Linked DNA regions of Homo sapiens: region 2 is linked to region 1. A link is an interaction called in ENCODE POLR2A ChIA-PET data of the cell type or tissue named here. Cell type or tissue: PC-3. All regions are shown on one strand. Each heading gives the region's core, and the rest is flanking DNA. Links, peaks and the distances in the headings are about the cores only.

What was found. Peaks named below come from ENCODE experiments on the same cell type or tissue, not always from the same donor. Only the 100,000 strongest peaks of a DNase experiment are listed, where the experiment ranks them.
Region 2: POLR2A ChIA-PET joins it to region 1 with 5 read pairs; 2 of 35 experiments call an interaction of 5 or more read pairs at or near these places.

Annotation. Positions count from the first base shown.
Region 1 is chr3:182,865,051-182,869,451 of GRCh38, forward strand. ATP11B (ATPase phospholipid transporting 11B (putative)) reads left to right here. Exons shown (of 30, transcript NM_014616.3): 13 at 406-648; 14 at 1,218-1,393; 15 at 2,326-2,394; 16 at 4,028-4,101; 17 at 4,178-4,281. Among named protein-coding and RNA genes, the nearest start is that of ATP11B, 74 kb to the left of the region's middle. In PC-3, for the core only: no CTCF peak of the experiment used is centred there; no DNase peak of the experiment used is centred there.
Region 2 is chr3:183,965,085-183,969,485 of GRCh38, forward strand. It overlaps ABCC5 (ATP binding cassette subfamily C member 5), which reads right to left. Exons shown (of 30, transcript NM_005688.4): 12 at 2,611-2,682; 13 at 293-417; 14 at 101-173. Among named protein-coding and RNA genes, the nearest start is that of ABCC5-AS1, 39 kb to the right of the region's middle. In PC-3, for the core only: no CTCF peak of the experiment used is centred there; a DNase peak (open chromatin) is centred at 1,597; H3K27ac peaks cover 1,772 bases.

The DNA of each region.
Region 1 (4,401 bases), core at 101-4,100:
ATTTCTCCTCACTCGGATACCCTTTCCCATTCTACATTATTAAGCATCCTTTCCACCCTGCTTTAGAGATAATTCTTAGAGTCCTACTACTTAAAATACCTTAGCCAAGAAAAAGAAAAGAAGCATTAATACCAAATTCTCGTCAATTCTACAGATAAACATGTACGTAAAGATGCCACAAACTTCAAAATCTATGTAGCTTTAAACTATTTTGTGTTACCCTGTTTTCTTTCCTTGGCATCTATATTTATTTAATTGTGCTTGGATTATAAGAATCTCAGCATCCATATATCAATATTAATAGATAAACTGGACTTCAGGAGAGCGAGGACAGAGATTTTTTTCTTGTTTAACATAGGACCATGAACACAAAGGTTTATTTTCTTTTGTTTTCTATCTCTATAGGTAGAGTACGTGTTTACAGATAAAACTGGTACACTGACAGAAAATGAGATGCAGTTTCGGGAATGTTCAATTAATGGCATGAAATACCAAGAAATTAATGGTAGACTTGTACCCGAAGGACCAACACCAGACTCTTCAGAAGGAAACTTATCTTATCTTAGTAGTTTATCCCATCTTAACAACTTATCCCATCTTACAACCAGTTCCTCTTTCAGAACCAGTCCTGAAAATGAAACTGAACTAGTAAGTAATTTTTAAATTAATAAATAAGGGTTTCATATGAAATAATTCTCTTCAGTAGTTGATGAGTTGCAGGAAAAAAAGTTTGTGTCAGTAGAGCAAGGAATATACATTTGAAATTCATATATTTGATTCAACAATATAAAATATAATCCTAAGAATTTGTTGTTACAGCCCAGTTTAACTTGTTATTTAATACGTGTCTGCCTTAGCTCTTTGAGTATTTAAATGGAACGTAGTTAAGAAAAGCCCTTACTGCCTTGAAGTGAAGAAGACTTTCTTTGAAAAATAGAGCTTAAATTTATTTAATACTTTTTGAGACCTCACTTCTTCTATAAAAAAGTGTTCCCCTCTACTTGCAATGTGGTTGTACCTCCTAAAAAGATGCTCACGTGTTGAAGGGTCCTAAGCAAATGTGACATTTTACTTTTTGAAGGCAGAAACAACCAACTGTTATTCAGGCAATCAAGGTTGTAGCACTCTTGTTCTAGATCTTAGAATTTTGCCTCTGGTTTCCTAAATGGTATGTGGAAATGATATTTTTATCATGAATATTAATTACATTTTTACAGATTAAAGAACATGATCTCTTCTTTAAAGCAGTCAGTCTCTGTCACACTGTACAGATTAGCAATGTTCAAACTGACTGCACTGGTGATGGTCCCTGGCAATCCAACCTGGCACCATCGCAGTTGGAGTACTATGCATCTTCACCAGATGAAAAGGCTCTAGTAGAAGCTGCTGCAAGGTAATTTAGTCTGATTTCCAAATCTTCGGAAAAACACCATTTAAATAAATGTAACAATATTAGAATCATCATTTAAAATTTTCAAACATAAATTCGTCATTTTAAGTTGTCAGAATTCATATAAATACATAAAAATAGAAGTACAATTTAAATTTTAAATGACAATTTGAAGTCATTTTATTATCAAGCTTGCATTGAGTCTTTTTTTAAGATCTCTTTGAAAATCTGATTACTATAAAAATCTGTGTAATAGAATTTATTAAAAATGCTTGTGCATATGTTGTACTACACCTACTCTGATCCTTCTAATCCTTCTAGTCCTTAAAAGTATATATATATGTTTGTGTATGTGTATATATATTTATATATTTTTATATACATTTTATAAAAATATGTAAGTAATAAATAAAAATTATTATATATAACATATATAAATAAAAATATATATTAAAAAGAATATATAAGAATATATATAAAATATATATATATTTTTTTTTCTTTTTTTGAGATGGAATCTCACTCTGTCACCCAGGCTGGAGTGCAGTGGTGTGATCTCAGCTCAATGCAGCCTCTGGGGTTCAAGCCATTCTCCTGACCCAGACACCTGAGTAGCTGGGACTGACTACAGGCACAGGGCACCACACCTGGCTAATTTTTGTATTTTTAGTAGAGATTGGGTTTCGCCATGTTAGCCAGACTGGTCTTGAACTCCTACCCTCAGGTGATCAACCCGCTTTGGCCTCCTGAAGTGCTGGGATGACAGGCATGAGCCACCACTCCTGGCACCAAAGTTGTAATATTAAAAGGAAATATTTTTAAATGCATTTTGAACTTTGATTTTAAATGTTTTTATTCAAGTTAAGCTATAGTGACATTGTGAAATATGCAGTATTATTTCTTAAGTCTCACTTTTTTATCCTTTTGATGTCTAGGATTGGTATTGTGTTTATTGGCAATTCTGAAGAAACTATGGAGGTTAAAACTCTTGGAAAACTGGAACGGTAATTTTTTTTCATATATTGGAATGTTTTCTGTGTTAAGTGTATATAGTATAGAATAAGGATCAGTAAACTGTAGCTCACAGGGCAAATGTGGCCTATATTTTCTGTTTTTCTACAGCCCACAAGTCACATTACTTTTTTTTTTTTTTTTTTTTTTGAGACAGAATCTTGCTCTGTCACCCAGGCTGGAGTGCAGTGGCACAATCTTGGCTCACTGCAGCCTCCACCTCCCAGGTTCAAGTGATGCTTGTGCCTCAGCCTCCCAGGTAGCTGGGATTACAGGCATGCGCCACTATGCCTGGCTAATTTTTGTATTTTTAGTGGAAATGTTGACCAGGCTGGTCTGAAACTCCTAGCCTCAAGAGATCCACCCACCTTGGCCTCCCAAAATGCAGGGATTACAGGTGTGATCCACTGTGCCTGGCCCACATTACATTTTTAAAGGGTTGTTTTAAAAAGAGGTAAAATATGCAACAGAGACCATGTATGGCCTGCAAAGCCTGAAATATTTACTCTCTGGCCCTTTACAGAAAAAGTTACTGAACTCTGCTCTAGAATGATGTTAACATTATATTGTATCTCATCATAGTTATAACAATAGTATGCTTTGAATATTTCATCTATATTTTAACTTAATGATTCTTGAATTTACTTGTATGTTTATTTTTAGATGCTTCTGGGTAGTGAGTTTTATAGGTTCTTCTCACTGAATAAAGAAAACTTTCCTTGTATTTCCTGTGATTTTTATCTTTCAAACATGAAGGAACAGCTGTCTATATCTAGTTTTTCCATTCTTTGATAAATTAGTTCATGCTTAATATACTTACTCCTTTCATGGTTTTAGCAATTCTGATCATATGTCAATTCCAGCTGTGCTTTTCCAAACTATGCTTTTCCATACTAGATAGGGCCCATTCTTTGGCTACTTTCATGTGAGAGCCTGTCTAGCTTATTTTATCAACTTATAAACCATTATTCAACTCACTGTTTTTCTTGGAGATGTGTAAAGATTTCATATGTAAATCACTGTGTAAGATTCATCTGGAAGACTTTAAGCCACACCTCATGTAGCCACACAAATTCTTTTACAGCTCCCTAGAGAGGCACGAGGGAATGGACCCCCGCACACACACACCCAGGTTCACAGTCACTGCTATAATGAGCCTTTGATATTAATGTGTGTTGTGTTTGTCAGGTGTATTAGGACAGAAAAAAGCGTTGAGAATCAGTTACCTTTTTTAGTCAGAAAAACATGGAGCTGGGCAGATCTGGATTCCAGTTCTTGCTCTGCCACTCACAAGCTTACCTGACTTTAGGCAAATTACTTAATCTTTCTGAGGTTAATAGTCCTCATCTATAAAAATGAGATAAGACCTACTTTCTTGGCCTCTCATGGATATTAAATGACATAAGGTGTGTAAAATACATGGCATTTGGTAATTACTCAATGTCAGTCTCTTCTATTTCTTCCCTGTTTTGTTATTAATGGCATGTAACCTATCATCATGAAAATGGTATTAATTCTTGTTCTCAATTAGCCATTTTATCTTATATATGGATTATTTCCATATAGTCACTTAATATTATTTTAAAAAAAGTAAAGTTTTTGTCTTTCTTACTTTCTTTTGTTTAGGTACAAACTGCTTCATATTCTGGAATTTGATTCAGATCGTAGGAGAATGAGTGTAATTGTTCAGGCACCTTCAGGTAACCAATCTAAACTTTCATGAATTTTTATTTATGTAATATTAAGAGTCTGATAACTCATTTTTTTTGTCTCTAGGTGAGAAGTTATTATTTGCTAAAGGAGCTGAGTCATCAATTCTCCCTAAATGTATAGGTGGAGAAATAGAAAAAACCAGAATTCATGTAGATGAATTTGCTTTGGTGAGTGCAAATTTCTATGATTTAAAAAACTCTAAAAGATATATTTATGAAATATTTTGGACTTTATTTCTTATAATTTATCAAAAATTGTGGACATTCTGCAGTTGTGTTACACTGTGT
Region 2 (4,401 bases), core at 69-4,068, 1.1 Mb after region 1:
GAGGCTCTTCTCCCAAGCATTTCAGTTGCACTCCCAGGAGCAGCTCTGGCCCAGCTCTGCCACTCTGCTAAATGCCTGGTCAGGGGCGGAAGGCCTGTACCTCCGTCAGGTCGCTGCTGGGAAGAATGGCCAGGTCAGGCCTCAGGCAGCAGCTGTTCAGCACAGAGTTGTATCTGGAGGACACAAAGAGACAGCGTCAGGGACACGGCGGGAGCAGAGCCTGCTGACTAGGGCTGCCTTGCATCTCACGCGGCCAAGATGGAAAGCATGACAGAAGCCAAACATTCCTTGCCTTTCTTCATCATATTCCTTCCCAAACAGGATGTTGTCTCTCAGAGTAGCATTGAGGATCCAGGCCTGCTGGGCCACATAAGCGAAGGTTCCACTGATTGCAATGCTGCCCTCTAGAAGCGTCATCTAGGGAGAGAGACACCATCCAATGGCATCATAACTCAAAACCATCACCCTATGCCAACGGAACCCCCACCTTCCACAATGGAATCTAGCTCTGGTAATTTCCCGGGATGCTTTTTGGACCCAAATCCAGATTCCACCTTTAATTCCAAAGAGAGCTAAGCAGCAAAGAAAATCAAAGTTCTCCTTGCTTATGTGTGATGGGAGCTCAGCATAACCCATAACTTGAAGGCAAACACTTCCCTCTGCAGCCCATTTGCTGTGTGCAAACTGTTTAAATTAGGAGAAGCACAAGCAAGAGGTTCTTGCAGAATTCTCCTGGAGAGGATGCTGTAGGGGTTTCCAGCTAATCCCTGCCTCAACATGGGGGCAGGCCAACTCATCCAAGGCAATTACCTAGGATGCTGGCTAGACCAGTTGCTTCTATGAAATGAGGACCAAGGGAAAAAAAAAGTCCAGGTTAGACATCACCTAGTATTTATAATATATACACAGTGTCCATTTACCAATGATGGACCTTGCCTGCCCACAAGCAGTGATGAACCATGTGCTTTGAAGTTTGTGTTCAGTTGCAATGGTTTGATATGAATTGACTTATCCATTTTACCCCCTTCCATGATTTCTTTTGTTTGGGACTGATAGTAGACATTTGTCTTGGTTTAGGGATGCTACAGCTTTGAAGCAAAGTTTCACTAACCAGCCTGTGCAGTACTTGTTCATATAAGCTGGTCTTCTCAAACACCCTCACACAGCGTGTACACACACAGGTGTACCTACGTACACCACAAACTGGTAGCATTCTGATGTGCACTTCAAAGGGTTCAGAAGTCCCCAGGGGGTCTACTGTGGAAAGCCGGCACTTCTGGCTGCTGCACAAACACCGCACATTGCAGCGCTATCAACAGATGTAAACTACAGTTAAAGCAGGGCTGACCAGCCCAACCCGTTTCCCTGCCAGAGACAGGGTTGCCAGGATTTGTCCAGAAGCAAAGCCTGACTTGGTTTTCAACCTAACCACTGCCTAGTCAACCCTGGAAAAAGGAGCACATTGCTAGATGGCAGAGCAGCACTTACGAATTGACCTTTTCTTTCCTTCTCCCCCTCCCCCCATCTCTGTCTCTCCTCACTGGCCCTCCAAATCTGGTTGGTCATCATAAATCACCTAGGAAGTCTGGTGCTTTTTACAAGACCAATGGCTGGGCCCAGCCACTGGAGAGTGTCATAAAGCAGAAGGTGGAGGTGATGCCTGCCATGATCTGACTCAGACAGCCCCAGGCACCACCACCCTCAAGGAGGACCACAACTCACCAACTGTGACAGCTGATGCCAAACAAGACAAGAAAGCATTCCATAATCTGGGGGCTACAAAAGCACCCCTGCTCCCCCTCTGTTTCATTTCAATTCAGTGGACCTTATCCATCAGGGTGTAGAGATAATCATAAGTTTATGCTCATCTCAACCATCTAAGTCAAGTTAATTTAATTCTAATGTAAAAGCATGTGGGCACCTTGTTTTTTTTTTTTTTCTGGATTGTTTGATTCTAAAACACAGCAATGATAGTGTGTCTCAGTGGGATGACTCCGGCCCCATCCTGTCCCTCACTCTCAGCACTGGCCACCGTGTGCTGGGCCCTGCACGCTGTTCACTCCCTGCCTGGAGATGTGCTTGTTGTGTTCTCAAGGCCTTGCTCCCCACTGGACCATGAACTCCCCAAGGGCATGACTCTTTCAGGGATTAGGCAGAAAACAGAGGGGCTTTGCTTCTAGATCAAACCCTGACAGTCCTGTCTGACAGAGAGGCTGGGAGTGCTGGCCGCCCTGCTTCTTTACAGGTTAACTCTGTTGGCAGCGCTGCAGTGTAGGGTGTCTGCTCATCTCTTATCTCTGACATTTTCAATACACGGGCATACCTGTGGCACTCAATAGATACATGCTGAATGAAAGAAGGCATGAGACCAAATGGTTCCAGCTGGGACAACAGTCAGTCATCCATCAGGCGCCCACCAGGCCTCCTTCCAGGCAGAAGGCTGTGAAGGGGGAGAACTGGGGGGAACTGCGGGGGATTGGGGGCATACAATGCAGGCTGAGGGTTCATTTGTTTCCACCTTTCCTGACTCTCCAGGAAATTTGTTCGTTTTTCCTGAGACTCTTGCAAACCAGAGAAAGCAGCAGAAAAGGACAATAACAAAAATCTTACCTGGCCTAAAATGGCTGAAATGAGAGAGGTTTTTCCACTTCCCACACTGCCACAGATTCCAACCAGTTTACCCTGGACAAGGCACACAGAGAGGAGGGTCATTTAGAGACTACTAACCACTCATCGCTAAGGACTTGAGGAAAAACACATTAACTGTAGTCTACCCATACAGAACTGTCACCCTGATGACTCAGCAGGCCACTTACCTGTTTTCTCACTCATTAGCTGCCTATCTCATGGGTTTCTGTGGAGACACCTGAGATAACAGGAATGGAAGCCCTTTGGGGAAAGTAAATATGCCGCACACATTCCAGTATCCCACCGTCATTCTTAGGCCCAGCCTCTTTCCTATTCTGCTGCTAACCCATGTTCTTCATTTACTTGTTTTTGTCATTTTTTAGAAGACAGGGTAGGGCTTTTAAAAATCATTTTATTATTATTATTATTATTTTGAGATGGAGTCTTGCTCTGTCAACCAGGCTGGAGTACAGTGGTGCGATCTTGGCTCACTGCAGCTTCCGCTTCCGGGTTCAAGCAATTCTCCTGTTGGGGTTACAGGCATGCACCACTACACCCAGCTAATTTTTATATTTTTAGTAGAGACAGGGTTTCGCCATGTTGGTCACGCTCGTCTCAAACTCCTGGCCTCAAGTGATCCACCCACCTCGGCCTCCCAAAGTGCTGGGATTACAGGCATGAGCCACCACGCCTGGCCACCCATATTCTTTATTTACTTGTTTTTGTTGTTTGCCAGAAGAGAGGGCAGGACTCTTAAAAATCATTTTATTATGATTTTTCTCCAGGGTGTATACATAATTAATTTTCAATAAAAACCATGGACACTGTTGCATGCAAAACATTTCCAAAAATCTGAGGAATATTTATACCATCAATCCCACAAAAAAGTAGAACACCAAGTCTATGATTAACTGAGTATCCTTAGGCAAGATAAAGAGTTCTCAAAGTGGTGTTGAAAGTTTTCAAGGGACAGACAGATGACTTCAAAAGGGTCACTTGTTTACAACCCCGTGCCAGTTCAAGTGTCCCCAGGAAGGAAGGGAGAGTGGTAGTGTGGACGGAGCATGGATTCTGGAGGCAGATGGGTCTTTATCTAAATCCCAACTTCACTAGCACTTGCTAACTGTGTGATCCAGGCCCCGTGACTTAACCTAATACTGTGTCTGTCTCCTTCTTTGGACTCTGAGCACCTTGAGGAAAGGCAGTATCCTCATAAAACTAAGTACAGTGTCTGATAGTTGAACAAATAGTTTTTGACATGGTCCACGAGTACTGAATGGTTTACTGCCTGGTGGCAACAAGGAGGTCAAGTCACAGGTTCAACCTCTGCTCAGGCCAGTTAGATTTACATGAGAAAAATGCTATTCTTATGATTAAATGATGACTAAATGAGACATCAAAAATGAGAAAAATGCCTGGTGCACAGAAGACACTTGGCAAACATTACCTCCCCTTCTCTTCCCTAAAGCAAAGGCCCAGGGAGAATTAAGGCATCTCTCTTCAAATGGCTAAAGGTCTCCCATTGTCTGTGGGCTCTGAAGGGCAAAATGAGGGTCAACATACAAAGCAAAAGAATACATTTTAGCTGCACGTGTGGAATCATTTTCTAATAGAGCTGATAGCAATGTATTAGAGCTGCCTCAATAATCAAGCTAATAGTTACTAAATAAAAAGCCTGTTAGGCGTTAACTGAAGTAAGGCCAGATGCAGCAGCTCACGCCTATAATCCCCACACTTTGAAAGGCCAGGCAGGCAGACCACCTGAGGTGAGGA